Linked DNA regions of Homo sapiens: all the other regions are linked to region 2. A link is a contact called in ENCODE Hi-C or POLR2A ChIA-PET data. All regions are on one chromosome and are shown on one strand. Each heading gives the region's core, a stretch centred on a gene start or an enhancer-like site at or near the end of the contact. The rest is flanking DNA. Distances are from core to core; before and after follow the strand shown.

The links. Hi-C counts contacts between places; a loop is a spot of excess contacts on that map. ChIA-PET counts read pairs that join two places held with the same protein, here RNA polymerase II (POLR2A). Pooled maps may share reads with other maps.
Region 1: a loop to region 2 is called in a map of endothelial cell of umbilical vein, with 6 times the contacts of the local background. The contact joins two enhancer-like sites. A Hi-C loop is called at or near these places in 1 of 168 maps with a recorded cell type or tissue (endothelial cell of umbilical vein) and 1 of 50 pooled maps. POLR2A ChIA-PET finds 5 or more read pairs at or near these places in 4 of 52 experiments (CD4-positive, alpha-beta T cell, OCI-LY7, activated CD4-positive, alpha-beta T cell and 1 more).
Region 3: a loop to region 2 is called in a pooled map, with 3 times the contacts of the local background. The contact joins two enhancer-like sites. A Hi-C loop is called at or near these places in 2 of 50 pooled maps. POLR2A ChIA-PET finds 5 or more read pairs at or near these places in 3 of 52 experiments (CD4-positive, alpha-beta memory T cell, activated T-cell and activated naive CD4-positive, alpha-beta T cell).
Region 4: a map of endothelial cell of umbilical vein shows a loop between it and region 2 (6-fold over the local background). The contact joins two enhancer-like sites. A Hi-C loop is called at or near these places in 4 of 168 maps with a recorded cell type or tissue (endothelial cell of umbilical vein, heart left ventricle, heart right ventricle and 1 more) and 11 of 50 pooled maps. POLR2A ChIA-PET finds 5 or more read pairs at or near these places in 10 of 52 experiments (CD4-positive, alpha-beta T cell, CD4-positive, alpha-beta memory T cell, GM12878 and 7 more).

What each region holds. Positions count from the first base shown.
Region 1 is chr3:43,325,283-43,329,443 of GRCh38, forward strand. The region is part of intron 3 of SNRK (SNF related kinase); the gene reads left to right. Among named protein-coding and RNA genes, the nearest start is that of SNRK-AS1, 25 kb to the right of the region's middle. RefSeq lists a silencer at 821-1,021. Within about 2 kb of position 2,074, at least 5 of the 41 ENCODE cell types and tissues checked have a DNase peak (open chromatin) inside an H3K27ac peak, as active enhancers do.
Region 2 is chr3:43,159,435-43,163,917 of GRCh38, forward strand. No RefSeq gene overlaps it. Among named protein-coding and RNA genes, the nearest start is that of POMGNT2, 56 kb to the left of the region's middle. Within about 2 kb of position 2,842, at least 7 of the 41 ENCODE cell types and tissues checked have a DNase peak (open chromatin) inside an H3K27ac peak, as active enhancers do.
Region 3 is chr3:43,022,641-43,026,890 of GRCh38, forward strand. The region is part of intron 1 of GASK1A (golgi associated kinase 1A); the gene reads left to right. Among named protein-coding and RNA genes, the nearest start is that of GASK1A, 45 kb to the left of the region's middle. Within about 2 kb of position 1,716, at least 3 of the 41 ENCODE cell types and tissues checked have a DNase peak (open chromatin) inside an H3K27ac peak, as active enhancers do.
Region 4 is chr3:43,392,379-43,396,517 of GRCh38, forward strand. The region is part of intron 12 of ANO10 (anoctamin 10); the gene reads right to left. Among named protein-coding and RNA genes, the nearest start is that of SNRK-AS1, 42 kb to the left of the region's middle. Within about 2 kb of position 1,898, at least 8 of the 41 ENCODE cell types and tissues checked have a DNase peak (open chromatin) inside an H3K27ac peak, as active enhancers do.

The DNA of each region.
Region 1 (4,161 bases), core at 824-3,323, 170 kb after region 2:
AGCCTCCTGAGTAGCTGGGATTATAGGTGCCCGCCACCGCGCCCGGCTAATTTTTTGTATTTTTAGTAGAGACAGGATTTCACTGTGTTAGCCAAGATGGTCTCGATCTCCTGACCTCGTGATCCACCCGCCTTGGCCTCCCAAAGTGCTGGGATTACAGGTGTGAGCCACCGTGCCCGGCCCAAAAGACTGTGTTTTTAACATCAACTTAAGAAAACATCAAAATACTCCACTAGCTGTCAAACTAAAACGTTTAGTTGATGGACACTCCAAATTTATAAAATGCTGATTCATATAGGTCTCTAATCTAGTTGCATTTGACTGACTAGACAAATAGAATTGGACATTTTTAGATGTGGTGCTAAATTTAAATGTTTCTTCTTTCTAGTTCGAAGTTAACCATATAATAAGCCTAAAAATTGCATTGCATTTGTCATAATCTTGTGGGAAATTTGAAATGTGAAATCACTGCTTGAAACTAAATTTAAAAAGCCACTCTGTATCCCTGGTGAAGCAGTTCTCCAATGGGTCCCCCCTTGGATGAGTATCCATATTGAAACTCAGCTAAGCAGCCATCAGAGGATTTGAACCAGGTCTCTCTGAAGCTTTAGGCCAGGCATGCTATTTTCATTAGGCCACACTGAAAGAAATCGCCCAAGTATGATGTTTTCGCCATCTTATCTTTCCGTTTTCATTTGTACTTTTCCTGAGTGGTACCAACAGCAGGTTTGTAAAATGATTTTATGAAGGAATGCTGAGTTGGAAGGGTGTCTGCTGCTTGTCTGGTTTGGATTTGTGTGAATGTGTGCAGTCCCACAATATGTGATTGATAACACTTTGACTTCTTGAACTTTTTCTGTTTTAACTTGAAAAAACAAGTTTGCACAGGGCCTTAAAAAGGTGACTGAAATAAACTGCAGCTTATCTTCCCTGATTTATCCCACCACAGTCTGCTCTGAGCACTTCTTAGTCTCCTTTTCTTCTTAGCTTTGTGTATGTGTGTGTGTGTGTAGGATTGGGAATAACCACCACCTTCCTCTGTACCCTAAAACTCTGCTTTAGCTGTCTTTTGAGGGGGCCCCACAATATTTGCAGAACTCTTTTGAAAAATTTCAGGTTTTCATTCAGCAAACTTGTGTTGAGCAGGCCCTGGCTGAGTGTAGACTAGGGCCTGCTCAACAGAAGGCCCTATTCTGTGCTCAAGGAGCTCCAAGTATTGGAGGGAAATAGAATATCTGTAATCACAGCCCATTGTAATGATGCTGAAATTGTTAGGTAGCCCAGGTTTCTGAGTTGGAGGGCAGTGTGGGAAGACCTTGGGGAAGATGAGGATCATTGGAGGATTTGAAGCACATCATAGAATTGGCAGTGCCTTCTTGATCTGGAAGTCAGAGGACCCTCAGAGTAGGGAGTCTGGGATGTCTCCTAAGTTTAGACTGTACCCACCAGGGTAGATGGGGAGAAATAAACTTGGGGGAAAAAAATGATAAGCTTAGTTTTAGCAGCATTGATTTTTGAAGTCCCCAAGGGACATTTAGATGAATTAAGATCTGGGAAAGGAGTGTTTTAAAGTAGGTATCAGATGATGGCATTCGTTCTTTCTAGGGGAAAAGGAAACATTTCCCTGTTAAATAATAAAACCTTGCTTCTAACTAGAGTATCGATAAAACCAGGAATACTAGACATATCAGAAAATAGATCTAAAAAACTTGTCCAAGTTCTTCATTCCTCTTCTGCTTCTTTCGTATGCTGTTAGTTCAGATGATCTGACAGTTTTCTACTTTTGGAATGCTTTCTAGTCATGTTCCTTAAAACTAACCACTGATCTTGTTTTACAAGAAAGAATCTTTAGTAACCAAAGCTCTACATGATTTTGAATGCAGACAAGTAGTTCTTCTGTGTAAATAGGAATTCAGATGGATAAACATGGGCAATTAGGTTTCTCAGTGTTGTACAAAAAGCAAAGGTCTTAGGTTTTATTATAGAACTCCTGGGACCTACACACTTCTGAAACAGTACTTGCTATTCTAAGAAAGCATTGCCTTCTACATTAGTGTTAGGTCATATGTCAGTGTCTTGTGACCGTAGTTGGAACTGAAAAGTGATTGCATAAATCCTGGCAGCTGTGAAGTGGTCTTGTAAAAGGTGCCCCTATTTTATCTGCTGTGGTTTTAGAACATTCTAGTTCTATTGCTTCTTTCATTATTTATGGCTATACTGATAAAAGAAAGCTGATAAAAGGAAAAAAATAGAGGTTTCTACCTAAAATCCTTCTTCTGGACTTCCCATTTTTATTATTTTCTAATCCTCCTCTTTTGTTGTATAGATAATTCAGTTTAGAAATGACTTTTTAGGAAACCTCTCAGTAGTCCTGAAGTCCCCTCCCCACCCTGTTGGCATTTGCTTTTCCTCAGATGAATGATTAGCATGTTCTTTTATTCTGTTTTGTTTTCATTTTGATCTTGAACTCTACCCCAACCCTAGAAATAGCATAATTCAGTTATATTATATAGACCTGCTGAGTGTTAGCCAGATGAGACTTCAGTGCTCATTTCTGTGACCTTATTTCCAGCTAGCTTGAAGGCAGCCAGTAAGGGGAACTTGTAACTCCCACCCTTTATATTATGAAAAACTTCATTATCTCTTTACTCCTTCCCATAGTTCCATGAGTTGGGTTTTTTTTTTTTAAACCAAGCCAATTACATTTATTAAATATTTCCTTTTTTTCATTTTTATTAACCAAGTGCCTATAGCTGGGTCTGAAATAAAAACATACACTTCAGATAGTTGTATCTATATGATATTTGATTCAGATGGTTGATGTTTGTTAACCCGTGGATCTTTAATATGAAGAGACAGTTCCATTAACATTTTTTGGAAATGATTATAATAAGGTCCCCTGTACATTTCGCTCCATTACACCCCCATCCCCCATTTACGGTTTCAGTGATCCCTTGCAGTCTTAGGATCTCAAGCTGAGGCTGTGGTCTATACCTTAGGAGTTTGTAGTTTTGTTAACACGGTTTTTTTTTTTTTCTTATGGAAAAAGATAATTTAAAATATTCTCTAAAATGAATGGTTTTTCTTTTTTCTTAAGAGATGGGGTCTGGCTATGTTTCCCAGGCTAGAGCACAATGGCTATTCACAGATGTGGTTTAGCACACTGTGGACTCAAATTCCTGGGTTCAAGTGATCCTCCCACCTTAGGCTTCCTGCTAGCTGGGACTGTAGGCATGCACCACTGTGCCTGGCTTAAAATGAATGTTATATTAAGACAGGTACCACTTCCCACCCCCATTTGTGGAGGAATATGGTGGATAATTTTTGTTGATGCCATTCTTAGTCCTATAATACCAGATGTCTAGTTCTGGGGACCCAAGCTCCTGAATCATCACCTTTTTTTAAAAAAAACCTGAATTACTAAGAATAAGAAGCTTTCCCTGTTTCTTCTCTCTCCCATCTCAAACTGTGTTGGCTTTGTGCCTGCTTGAACTTACCTACTGTCTGTTTCCCACATCTGTTTCACTAATTTCCACTGGAGCATCCTTAGTGGCTTGGGAGGCTTGTAAGGGCAAGGGCATCTCTTACTCATCTCTGTCTGCTATGCCAAGAACAGTGCCTGCCACAGATGAAGCAGGGCAGGGCAGCAGCAGCCACCTTTGAATGTTTTCTCTGTGCTGAATACTTAGCATGGATTCTGTTTTAATTCATTTAATGTCCACAGCAGCTTTACAAGAAAGTAGATTACTATTAGTACTTCCATTTTAAAGATTGGGAACACATTTTAAAATAATTTGGTTAAAGTCGTAGCGCTCTGTTGAGTGGCCTGTTTTTATCTCTTTCCTTTGGCCCTTGGGATGAAAAAGTAAAATTATTCAAAGACAAAAGTAAAGTAAGAAGAGAAATAAAAAGTCTGGAAAATGAGGTGGATGGATCATGAGGTCAGGGGATCGAGACCATCCTGGCTAACACAGTGAAACCTCGTCTCAACTAAAAATAGAAAAAATTAGCCGGGTGTGGTGGCGGGTGCCTGTAGTACTAGCTACTCGGGAGGCTAAGGCAGGAGAATGGCATGAACCTGGGAGGCAGAGCTTACAGTGAGCCGAGATCGCACCACTGCCCTCCAGCCTGGGTGACAGAGCGAGACTCCGTCTCAAAAAA
Region 2 (4,483 bases), core at 1,592-4,091:
ATGCCAGTCTGAAGGAACAGATAGCCAGGGCAAAGCCCCTAGCAAAGAAACATGCTCAGGTTTTCAGGGACCATTTGTGAAAGGGGTAATTAAGGTGCTCCCTCCTCGGCCTGCTCTGATGTCATTGTGACCAGCTGTACCTCCTGCTTCCCCTGCAGCCACCCATGGCCCCACACATGGCTTGCCGCATCTGGAGGTCATGCAGCAAGCCCAGTGCTTCTTGGGAGAGACGCACCTGGCCCTACCCCAGGGGCTGTGTCACCTCCCAGGCAAGGCTCTCTCTCCCACAACCAAGACACGGTGTTCCCTACTCTGCTTTAACTCCCACTGTGACTGGTTTTGTCGGGGGAGAGAGGATGCTTTACAAAATACTTATCTTTATGCTTTGATTTTACAGCAGCAAAGAAAGTCACCTTTGGGCTCATCTTCCAAAGACAACCTTCCAAATTCTTGAGTGTATTTCATTATTGCCTTTTTTATAATAAATATTTTTCCATGGTTGAGAAATCACATTTTTTCCTCTTCCTACCAATTCATTTATTTTCTTGGCCTGCCACTTCCCATAAAAGGTGCAACATATGGTAGAGGAATTTTCCTCCACCTGGGGTTTTGGAAATAATTCAGAATGGTTCTTTGGCTTTTGCTGGCTAGAAGAATGTGTGTTTTCTTTTATGAAATCTGCTACTTAGAATCAAGGGTCATAAAACCGAATATAATCTGGGAAGACAGATTAATTTTTGTTATAGTAAAAACTGCTTCTCACAAAGGAATGCTGAAACATGGACACATGCGCTTCCGGAACCCAAAATGTTCACAGTAATTATGTCACGGTGCCTTTTCTTCCTTTTTTCCTTATTTGTATTTTTTCAGTCTTTTTTTTTTTTTTTTTTTGACGGAGTCTCGAACTGTTGCCCGGGCTGGAGTGCAAAAGCACGATCTCAGCTCACTGCAAACTCTGCCTCCCGGGTTCAAGCACTTCTCCTGCTTCAGCCTCCCAAGTAGCTGGGATTACAGGCACCCACCACCATGCTCATTTTTTGTATTTTTTTTTTTTTTTTTAGTAGAGATGGGGTTTCACTATGTTGGCCAGGCTGGTCTCGAACTCCTGACCACATGATCTGCCCTCCTTGGCCTCTCAAAGTGCTGGGAATACAGGCGTGAGCCACTGCCTCCGGCCCAGTCTTTCTACAAAACATGTCATACTTGTATAATAAAAATATTTTTAAAATTCACTAAAATAAGGGGGGAAAACAAATAAAAGGCAAATCCAGTTAAGTGTACTATATCTGGTATGTTACAGGATGATAATAGATGTTTCGTGAAGAACTAGTCCAGTGATGAAATAAGTTGGGAAACATTGAGTTAAACAAAGCTAATTGGATTTATTCCCTGCAGGACTTCTCAGAGCCTTTAATATCCTGGTGGGCCTTATGATCTTTAAGAGGGTGCTATACCTAGTGATGTTACCAGGCTTATCTCATCTCTGAATCCCCATTCTGAGGAATATCTCTCCAGACTGATTATCTGTGGAACACTCTGGAAAACCCTGTTGCCAAGCTCTGACCATGTGCAGAATCAGGGAAATGCTCAGGTCTCATTAGGCCAAGTTCTAATATGATCTGCAGAGTTGAATGAAGCCTTGTTAGGTTGGGAAATTTGAGACCACATCAGCTATTAAATGAGAAACACTGCTGAGATCTCACTGGCAAATTAAGACATGTGGCCAGGTCAATTATGGATTTTCCAATTACAAGATTTGGAAAGGTAGAAAGACATTCCTGGGCATTTGGTTAGTAGGATCACTGAGCTTTTGGTTCAGCACGGATGATAAGACTTGGATAAACAGAGGGAATTCCCTGAACCCCAAGGGAATGAAATATTGTGTTAGCTTATTTTGTGTTGTTATAAAGGAATACCTGAGACTGGGTAATTTATAAAGAAAAGAAGTTTATTTGACTCACAGTTCTGCAGACTGTACAAGAAGCATGGAGCCCACATCTGCTTGGTTTCTGATGAGGCGTCAAGAAGCTTTTAGTCATGGCAGGAGGGAAGGGAAGCCAGCATGTCACAGGGCGAGAGAGTGAGCAAGAGAGGGAGGAAGAGGTGCCAGCCTCCTTTAAATAGCCAGCTCTCCTGTGAACTAAGATTGAGAACTCATTCATTACCATGGGGAGGGCACCAAGCCATTCATCAGGGATCTGCCCCCTTGACCCCAACACCTTCCACTAGGCCCCACCTCTAACACTGCGGATTACATTTCAACATGAGATTTGGAGGGGACAAACATCCAAACCATATTAAATATACTTGCAAATAAAACAGTCCAAAGAAGCATAAAAGGGATAATGGAGAGTGGGATCAGTGGACAGATCAGGGCTCCCTATATGCACTCAAGCCTCACCAGCACAAGGGCTGGGCCTCCAACTGCCAAATCTGCATCTCTTTGCCTGAGGGCTCCCTCTGGCCATTGGAGCCCGCAATGAGCAGCAGGCCAGAAATGCATAAGCACTGATGTGCGGCAGCTTGAAACCAGTGACTGGTGGGAACTGGCGAACAAACACCCCAGAGCATCCCACCTTGTAGGCAGGATGGTCCTGATGTGCACTGGCTGCAATGGCTCCCGGAATTCCTCAAAGGCTAAATCTCCAGATGCCCATAGTGGCCCCTGGTTTGATAACACACCGTTGGTTGCCTGCCTTCCTGTCTCTGTCTTACTTTCCCTAGGAAACAAGGTAAGTTCTGCAGGAGTTTCTACTCTGGCTAGAAAGCCTGATTTCCTGGGTTTTCATGATTCTTCAAGGCGAGATTTGTACCACTGCAGTGAGTTAAGAACAGTTTCATTTTATTTCTGACAGAGGGCAGCATTTCGTTTTCTTTCACAGAGAGATGTATTCCTGGGCTTGCAAATGACTCTAGCTCAAAATAAAGAAAAACAAATTGAAATAAGGATTTTAATCACTGTGAAGGGAATGAAAGGCTGTGTCAGCGTTTCCATGGTAAGTGCCGTCTTTCAGGGATTTATCATCCCAGCTGTAAAAATATGCTTTATGCTAGGATTTGGCAAGAGCAACCCTCAGTCACTTAAAACCTATATATTATTAAAGATTCTACTTTCAGTCAAGTCAGAAACGTGACTCTGTATAAATGCCACAGAATGCTCCTCTGACCCTTGTGACTGCCAACTGCTGCCTGCCACATTCCCTGCCAAACCAGCTCAGCACTGAGAAGTGGCAAAGGCACAGCAGCTGGACCTCCCCAGAGGATGCTTTGCGTTCTGGAAATGGTTCCGCTGAGGAAGAGGGCCTGGTTCTTTGTGGAGGCTAAGTGCGGCCTTTTGGGGTCTCCTGCCTAGGGGTCTGTAGGTGGCTGTTCTCTGAGCACTGGCTCACTTGCTCCCTCTCCCGCATCCCAGGTCCCAGGGCTACTCAAGGGGAAGGGGATGTGTCAGCACAGCCACACATCACCCTTGGCCCCTTGGCTCGGGATGCCGAAGCCACTGCAGACAGCATAAGTGGAAGAAACTCAGGTTGAGCTGACAGGAAGTGTTAGACTTGTGCTGATTTTACCTGGCAACCCGAACTCCCGTGGTGTGAGGGGAAGAAAGGCAGCTAGGTCAAGTTAGCAGCCAAAAGAGAAAGCAAAACAGGGCTCAGTCTGAATTTTTATGTCACATCACATAAAAGCCACCTCTGCTTGGCTTTAAATAAGACCAAATTTGCAGAAACTGGTATGTCCTTTATTCGAAATAGGGTTGTGGAGGTGGGGCGGGGGGCTCTTTATGATAAGAGCAGAATGTCACTTTTTACGACCCAAGATGAATCCTTAGTGTGGTGCCAGTGGTGTTTATCAGGTCTTAGGCATTAGCAATTTAATCTTTCCCCTAACACAGCAAGTGGTGCATACTCTGATTTCCATTTTCAAAATGAACAAATCGACACCCAGAGCTTAAGGAATTCACCCTTATGAAGGTCTCATGGAGAGTCAATAAGGAGCAGGCACTTAAAGGCATATCTTTCTGACTCTAAGTCATGGGGCTCCATATATTGCACTTGGGAGCAGGCACAAATTCTTCTCCCAGGAAACAGTGCAGGAGCAGGGTTCCAGGGTTCCACCAGCCCATCTCCTCACCCATCCCCAGGTGGTGGGCATCCTGGCACAGTGCTCAGTGTGCCCCAGCCCTAGCAGATTTCCTGCTGTTGAGATAGACAATGGCTGCAGAGGGCAGGGCTAGGAGCAGTGGCTAAACTCTAAAGCGTTTTGATTGCTAACATTTTTTGAGTGGTTACTGTCTATCAGTCACAGTTGGAAGCACTGTATATCTGTTACCTCTCTTAGAACCACTCCCAGCAACTGTCTGAGGTAGGTAATAGCATTGTCCCCATTTTATAGGTGAGGAAACTGAGGAGCAGAGAGCTTAAATAACTTGCCCAAGGTCACATAGCCAGTAGAAAGTGGAGGTGGGATTCAAGCTCAGGCAGCTTGA
Region 3 (4,250 bases), core at 466-2,965, 140 kb before region 2:
TATAATTCTCATTTCTCTAGGTTGTTGTGAGGATTAAAGGAGATAGTAACTTATATATGATGAAAGGGTAAGGGCAATGAGAAGGAGTGGGGCCCAACAACTTCCTCTCTTGGCATCTCCTCTGTAGAAATTTTTAGATTCTTTCCAAGAGCTGCATGTATTGGATGTTCAGTGCAATATTGTTTGTTATAATAAAAAGGATGAAGGATGAGTAAAGAAATCATGGCACATTTACATTGTGAAATATTATGCAGCAGTTAAAAAGAGTAAAGCACCTCTGTATGGATAAATACGGAAAAAGCTTCAGGGCCTCTTATGTCAATCAAAGCAAGTTGTGGCATAGTCATTTCCTTTATGCTGAAAATAATTACCATGTGTAGTAGGCTGAAAAATTATCCCCAAATGCTGTGCATGTTATCTCATTTAGAAAAAGGATCTTTGCAGATCTGATTTAGGATCTTGAGATGGGGAACTTACTGTGGATTACCCAGGTGGACCCTAAATGCCATCACAAATATGCATCTAAGTAAGAGGCAGAGGGAGATTTGACACAAACAAAAGAGGAGACCATGGAGGCGGAGACTGGAGTGATGTGACTACAAGACAAGGAATGCCGACAGCCACCAAAAGCTGGAAGAGGCAAGGAACAGATTCTCCCCTAGAGCCTTTGGAGGTAGCACGGCCCTGCTGACACCTTGATTTTGACCCGGTGAAACTGATGTGGAACTTCTGGCCTCCAGAACTGTGAGGGAATACATTTATGTTGTTTTAAGCCAGCAAGTCAGTGGTAATCTGTTATGGCAGCTACAGGAAACTAATATACTGTGACATATGCATATGTTATAATGCAAAGAAAAGCAACAGCCTGAGAAGATGCACACCCTAATTGCTAACTGTGGCTTCCTCTGGGGAGGAGAAGGAGATGTTCGATTTTGCCCTGATTTATTTGGTATATGGGTTTTTAACAGTGCATATCTATGCATGTAGTACCTGTGTGTTTTCTAAAATAGCAATATAGACCAAATTAAAAGCATATCTAATTGGGACAGAAATTTAGGATCTCACTTCAGAAAAATCATCAGATAAATGTATCTTAGGGGGTGACAAGGCATCATTTGTTTTATAGAAAAGAGGCTCAGACCTACTGAGCACTGTTAGTTGCAATGATATTGAATGCCTCTCAAGAGGGAGATTGGCTTATTTACCCACTGACTTTTGTCCCTTATTGCTTGAGGGCTGTCACCAGATGTGTTAATTTCCCCTGAGCTTCCTGGCACAGCAGGCAAGAAAGCAGGAGTGATCAGGTCCTTGAGGTGGGGACCGGCAGTACACAGGAGGATTGTCTGCTGTGGGGGCAGCTGGAGTCAATCGGGGGCCACGGGGACATAACGTGGGTGTGTTCACTATATTCTCTTATTTTCTGGTTTTTTATGCTCTGGTGTCTGGTGCCTTGTGGACTTAGGGAAGGACTGCCCCTCCGAGGGTTAGCTAATTCTTAAGAAGAGAGAGTAATCAACTGGCCTGTGAGCATACCTTTCGTGTGCAAACCAACCAATTCTGAGTCTATATCACCCATCTTCTTTTATCAGCTTTCTGTCTGTCCTCTGCTCTATCACCTATAGCCCAGAGCCTGCTGAAATTATTCAATTTCAGTTAGCTTAACTTTCTTTGCTCATTCCGTACTGTGAAAACCACAGTAAAGGCTTCAGCTGCATTTGCTCTCGCAATTTGCCTGCCCATCTCAGCTCCTGTGGCCCTGTGTGGCATGCCGTACTTCCTGTTTCTAGCTGACTGTGAATATATCAAAAACTTATTTCATGGCAATTATTTTTGTGTCTCTGTGTCTTACCAAACACTGCAGGTGCAGTGTTTGCTTGAAACAAACTCTGGGTACATTTTAAAATAATGGGGCACAAAAAGCATCTGCTGTGTTGGGTAGTGGGTGGGGGTGGCTGGCTTTCCAAACAGAAAAGAGCCTTGGAGATTGGAGGAGCCCTCTTCACCAGCAGACGTGCAGTGCCACAGGCCAGGGAACAGTGTTTCCACCTCCCTGATAACCCCTCTTATCTGACAGCTCATTTTGCAGAGAGCTTCTCACGTGCCAGGCACTGTGATAGTCTGGAGATGCAATTGTGAGCCCATGTCCTGCCTGCATGGATCAACCCATCCATTGAGCGACAGACATTAAATGATCAAATCCAGTACAGAGTGAAAAGGGGTGTGCTTGGGAAGGAACAGTGTGTTATGGGAGCACACGGCGAGGACATCCAATTCATTGAGGAGTCTCAGGGGAAGGCTTCCTGGGGGAGGTGGTGTCTAAGCTGAGACCTGAGCAATGGAAACAGGAGGAGGGGTCTATTTCAGGCAGAAGGATCAACACATATAAAGGTGTGGAGACAGAGTGGGTCTGGCACTGTCCAGAATTGAAAGAAGTTTAGCATGGCTAGAGCACTTCCGGCATTTAGGTGTTCTCTAAGGAGACTTTGAAGGATATGATCCAGTTTGTGGCAAGTGGCCTGCAGAGGAGCAGGAGTGGGAGCAAAGGGGGCTGTTGCACGTGTCCTGGTAAAGAAGAGGGTGCCTGGGCTCAGTCACAGAGGGTCTAATGAGAAACGGATTGGTTCAAGAGCTGTTTAGGAGGAAAAATTTGCAAGACTTAGATGTATGGGGCAGAGGAAAGGTGGAATGAAGGTCAGGCCCAGATTTCTGGCTTGGGTATCTGGGTGGACAGTGCTACCTTTTAGCCAGATTGGAAACAGAAGGATGGGAATCCATAGGAGAGAGGATGAGATGGTGAATAAATTAGAAAGTGGAGAACTGCTAGGTGACCCTGTGGTCCCTCCCTCTCTCCTTCACTCTTAGAAGTCTAACTGGGATAGGTGGATCACCTCACTTCCTGGTCCATGTCACTCCAAAGGGCTTCAAGGGTGGTCTTTCCAGAAGAATGCGGCTAAGTGATCAGCCTGGAGGCTGCACTCGATTCACACAAAGCTGGTGAATAAATCTTGTGGAAGTGTGCAGCAGGAACAAAATTCTTGGAATTCTCAGGTCTGTTTGGGTGCTGTGGCTCCTGAGCACGGAAGTTGGAAAAAGGTCGTTGCTCTGAGGGCTGATTAGTCACTGCATTCGGTAAGGGCACACTCCTTTCTTCTTAAAAAAGTACCATTGAGGACTGCTGGTGTAAACACGGCAGCATAAACTCTGCATCCTCACCTTACCCTGGAACTAGCAGAAAGTAACAAAGAAGATGGAAGACAAAATGCAAATTCCTTTTTCAGATAAATTAGGAGGCAGTCACCAAAATACTTGGGAACAGCGTAAGAAGCAGCCAGTTTCATGCAGGTGCAGTGTTGGAGGAAGTGAGAAAGAGTGGAAGAGGGAGCCCAAGTTGGCAGATCTCAGAAAGCACCAATGAAATATGCCGGAAGGTGAGTGACACACCTGAGGAGCAGAATCACCATCCCCCGCTTGTCTGCAAAAGAGGGTGTGGAAATGGGATGGGGGCAAGTTTAGTGGCTCAGAGGATCCAGCTGGACTATTGGGATTAGAAAAGCAGAGGACACTGTGATACATAAAGAGCCATGCCAACAAGCCATATTTGCAGGATGCAGCCTGGTCATGGGGTAGATGAGAAGAAGAAAGCATCTGCATCATGAAAACCGGTTGATTTCAAATTCCACCGGGGTTCTACAGGAACCTCTTTCAATTGACTGGTCCAACTCATACAATAAAAACAGTCCAGCATCTATGCAGAGATACTGTGAGAAAAAAGGAGACAAAGAACAGCAATGTTTCTTAACAGATGAGGGCTGGCCACCTGAAAATATTACCTGGAGACAGTGGAATTTTGAGCAATCTTATCACAATGAATTTTTAAAACTTAAAGTACCCTCTGTGAATAAATACCACAAAGCAGAAATGCAAGAACTCAAGAAAAAATGGTAAAATGGAAAGATGTGAAATATGAGCTGGAAAGAAGTAGGGAAAAGTGGAAAATAACAGAAAGGGTGAATAAATATTAGGTAAAACACAGTAAGTCAAATAGAGTATAAAAACAAGAACAGTGAACAAAATGAAATGAAAATAGTTAGAAAGGATTAAAGAGAAGGTAAGAAACATATAAGGAAGATAAAGGAGAGCCACCGTGTACATAATTGAAGAGCCTAAAGAAAAAAGTAAAATAAAGTCATGGAATGGAAGAAATATTTAATATTTAGCTCAAGAAAATTCTCATGAAATAAAAAGACTTG
Region 4 (4,139 bases), core at 648-3,147, 230 kb after region 2:
TTAATACAAAGAATGGCAATAATATATCCTGTTCTGCATCTTGCAAAATCAGCCTGATAAATCATGGAGATGATCCCATATCAGGAACTGTAGAAAGCTCTTTTTATTTAGAATGGCTGCAATAATTCCATTGTATGGACAAGAGAATTCATTTAACCAGTGCTCTGAACCAGGCTATTTAGGTTGTTTTTAAACCATTGCTGCTCACACACGTGTGTTTATCCCCTTATATATATGTGAGTAAATCTAAGGGACAAATTCCTAGAATTCGGCTATTGCCCACTGGCTATTAAACATACACACTAGTTTCTCTTATTAAACCTACAAACAAAGCCCTCTTCTCCACTCCTCATCCCTGCTCACTCTTCAGTCGACATTCTATTTCTCTCCTCTCTTTTCCAGCCAAATGCATTTAAGTTGTCTATCCTGGTTGCTTTTTCAACTCTAGCTCCCCAAACCACTCCACATTGGCTCCTGGCCCTATTCATCCACTAAAATAGCTCCCTCTAGGGTCACCCGTGACCGCCATATTGTTAAATCCAAGGGGGCATTTCCTGGTCCTCATTTTGCTTAGTGCAACTGAGGAACTGAATTTTTAATCTGATTTAATTTGAACTAATTTAAATCCAAATAGGCACAGATGGCCACAGGCTACTGTGGACAGTGAGGCTCTATGTGCTCTCCCTGAGAGAGACCATGCACACCCATGGCCTCAGCCACATCTACATGCAGATCATGCACATGTCTTTATTCCAGCCCAGACTTTCCTCTGAATTCTACACTCACATAACCAATGCCTACCTCATATTTCCCTTGGATGTTAATAAATTAACAACACTAAATTCAAGATCATCTTCCGAAGCAAGGCTATCCTTCCATCAAGTGAAGTGCACAGCCATTCACCCCAGAGCATGGCTCTGGAGCCTCGGAAAACCAAGATTGGTTTTGATTGACTTGATCTCCTAATCATTTCTCAAATTTGTCTACTTCTCTACATTTTGACCACCTTCACATAAATCCATCACAGAAACTCCTGGAACCATCTTCTTACTGGTTTACTTATACCCTCTCTGGCCACATCCCCAATCTGTCTTTTTTGATGTAACCTAAACATAAATCTAAAGATGATACACGTACGCTCAAGCCCCTTCGGTGGCTTCCTGGGCTTTTGGGATAAAGGCAACAGCCCTGTGTGCAAGGCTCCTTCCTGCAAATCCCTGGCCAACTCTCCATAGCCCTCCTCTCTTTCCCTCCAGCCACACTGGTCTCCATGTCTCCTGCATTTACCATGGGCACATATTTTCATTTCTTTTTTATTCTTTTCCCAGTTTTCAACATTGCCTTTTGTAACTCTGGGATGTTACAAAAGGTGATGTTGGGAAGCAAGCAAGCAAAACCCTCCTGTTACCTACACCATGAAGGTTCCCCTTTCCAATCTCCTCCTCCAATGCTCAGAGACTTTGGTCTCTCTCTCTACCCCTAACCCCTCCATTTCCAGATCTTGGCCTTTTCCAGAGCAAGACAATGGCACCTCAAGACCCCCTCTACCTGCTGCCCAGCCCCTAATTTTTCTGCCCTATACATAAGCCTAGGAACTGAGCTAGGAGAGAATGAACACCCCTGGGGGTGGGAAAAGGCTGTGAACACTCACAGGGTATCATAACTTTTTTTTTCTGTCACTTCATTTGCATGAGAATTGGGGGAAGTTTAGGGTGGCTGGTAGGCCTGATAAGTGTTGGTAGATATGCTTTCACATCTTGGAAATCCGTGCTAATGAGACAACATCCTTCCTGTTTGGCCTCCCTGGAAGAGGGGCCTTAGACGTTGTCCCCCTCTGGTCCCTACCCCCAGGCATCACCACCTCTCATGGTCAGCAGCACATTTCCTGTGACCTGCCTATGATCTCTTCTTCTTGTACTAAGGCCTGGCAGGCAGCCACCCCTTGAAAAGTCCAGCTCTATCCTCTATGGGAAAACCTTCCTGTCATAAATATACCACCAGTAGCTCTGCATTTTTCTTTTTCCCTTGTGTCAAATTCTCCCACCCTCACCTCTTGACCCTAAGCCTCTTCAGGATATTTGTTTTCCTGGCTCCCTTCCTGAATTTTTTCCATCCTGCACAGGAATGTTTAATCTCCTCTAAAGAGTTAGAGCCTAGATCTTCTCTTCCAGTAAGAAGATGTAGAATTTATAGGAAACAGTGAAAACGACAACAACAACGCCCTTACACTTGCATTTAGTTTTCCCATTTTACAGAATCATTTCCCATGGTAGTGAAGAAACCTAAGCAGCCTATCTTGGCACAACTGAAAAACGCAACAGTGGTTAAGAGAAGGCCACCTTGAGCTGCCCCGGGTGGAGGGGTGGGGGTGCACTTTGAAGCCCTGATCTCTAATTCTCACAGTGTTCCCATTTACAGATGTAGTAACTGACATGGGCAAGGTCCTACCACTAATAAGCTTAGGTCTTAGGGTAAAAATCTAGGAGTGCTGCTTGGCTCCAAACCACTTTTCTTCCCAATTGCCTAAATTTCCATATCTTCTGGTATTCAAGAGAGGTCCACTCTTATGTGGCTTTTCGTAAAAAGTTTTCTTATTTTAGGAAACTATGATTTTGCTGGACTCTTTTGCTGCTTGGCTTTTTCTCCTAGTGAAGAAAGGGTACAAGGTAAGGGGGACTGAGGTGAGAGGGAAGAGGGTGGGTAGCTGAATTCTCTAATACAGTTCATCTCCAGCCCAGAGATGGTAATAATCAATGTTATTATCAGGTAATTATCAGGGTAATTATCAGTTTTTTAACAATCAGAGGACCCTAGGAAAGTTTTCTAGCAGATTCTCCTGCTTTTCTTTTAGCTTTCTCATTATATAGATGACAAGATTTGGAAGGGCAGAAGTTTTAAATTTTGATGAAGTGTCATTTATCGATTTGTGGATCATACGTTTATGGATCATACTTTAGGAATTGTAGCTGAGAAATCTTTGCCTAATGTAAGGTCTCAAATATTTTAATGTAAGATCTCAAATATTTTATCTTTTTTTCTGGAAGATTTAGAATTTTAGATTTTACATCTACGTCTATAATCCATTTTGGTATGATGTATGGGTCCATGTTCATTTTTTTGCACATGAATATCCAATTGTTCCAGAACCGTTTATTGAAAAGACTATTCTCTACTGCATGGTCTTTGCACTTTTGTCAAAAATCAGTAGTACATACATGTGTGAGGTTATCACCGAACTCTATTCTGCTCCGTTAATCTACACTATTCCCCCCTGTATAATAAGCTTTGAAATCAAGTAGTCTTCCAATTGTGTTCTTCTTTTTAAAAGCTTTGGCTATTCTAGGTCCTTTGCATTTCCATATGAATTTTAGAAGCAAGTTCATCAACTTCTACAAAAAAAAAAAAGCCTACTTAGATTCTTATTGGGATTATACTGAATCTATAGAACAGGGGTTGGCAAAATATTATTAAAAGGCTGGACGTAAATATTTGAGGCTTTTGGGCCATATAGTCTCTGTCACAATGACTCAACTTTCCCACTGGGGTGCAAAAGCAGCCACAGACAACCTGCAAATGACGACTTCTAGTTTCTGCAGATCCATCAGATTTTCTGTGCAGATGATCATGTCATTTGTGAGTAGACAGTTTTTTACTTCTTCCTTTCTATTCTGAATGCCTTTTATTAATTTATTTATTTATTTTTTTTTTTTGCTTGATGGCGCTGGCCAGAACATTCGGCATAATGTTGAAAAGAAGTGGTAGGAATAGACACCCTTTTATTGTTCCTTATACCAAGGGGAAAGCATTCAGTCTTTCATCACTAAGTATGACACCAGTTTTAGACTTTTCATAGATGCCCTTCATCAGGTTGAGGAAATTCCCAATTGCTGGATGATGTCCCATAGTTCACTAAAGCTCTTTTCATTTTTACAATTATTTTTTCTTTCTTCGCTTCACGTTTGATAAGGTTTTTTTTTTGAGATGGAGTCTCGCTCTGTCGCCCAGGCTGGAGTGCAGTGGCGCAATCTTGGCTCACTGCAACCTCCGCCTCCCAAGTTCATGCCATTCTCCTGCCTCAGCCTCCCAAGTAGCTGGGACTACAGGCGCCTGCCACCACACCCGGCTAATTTTTTGTATTT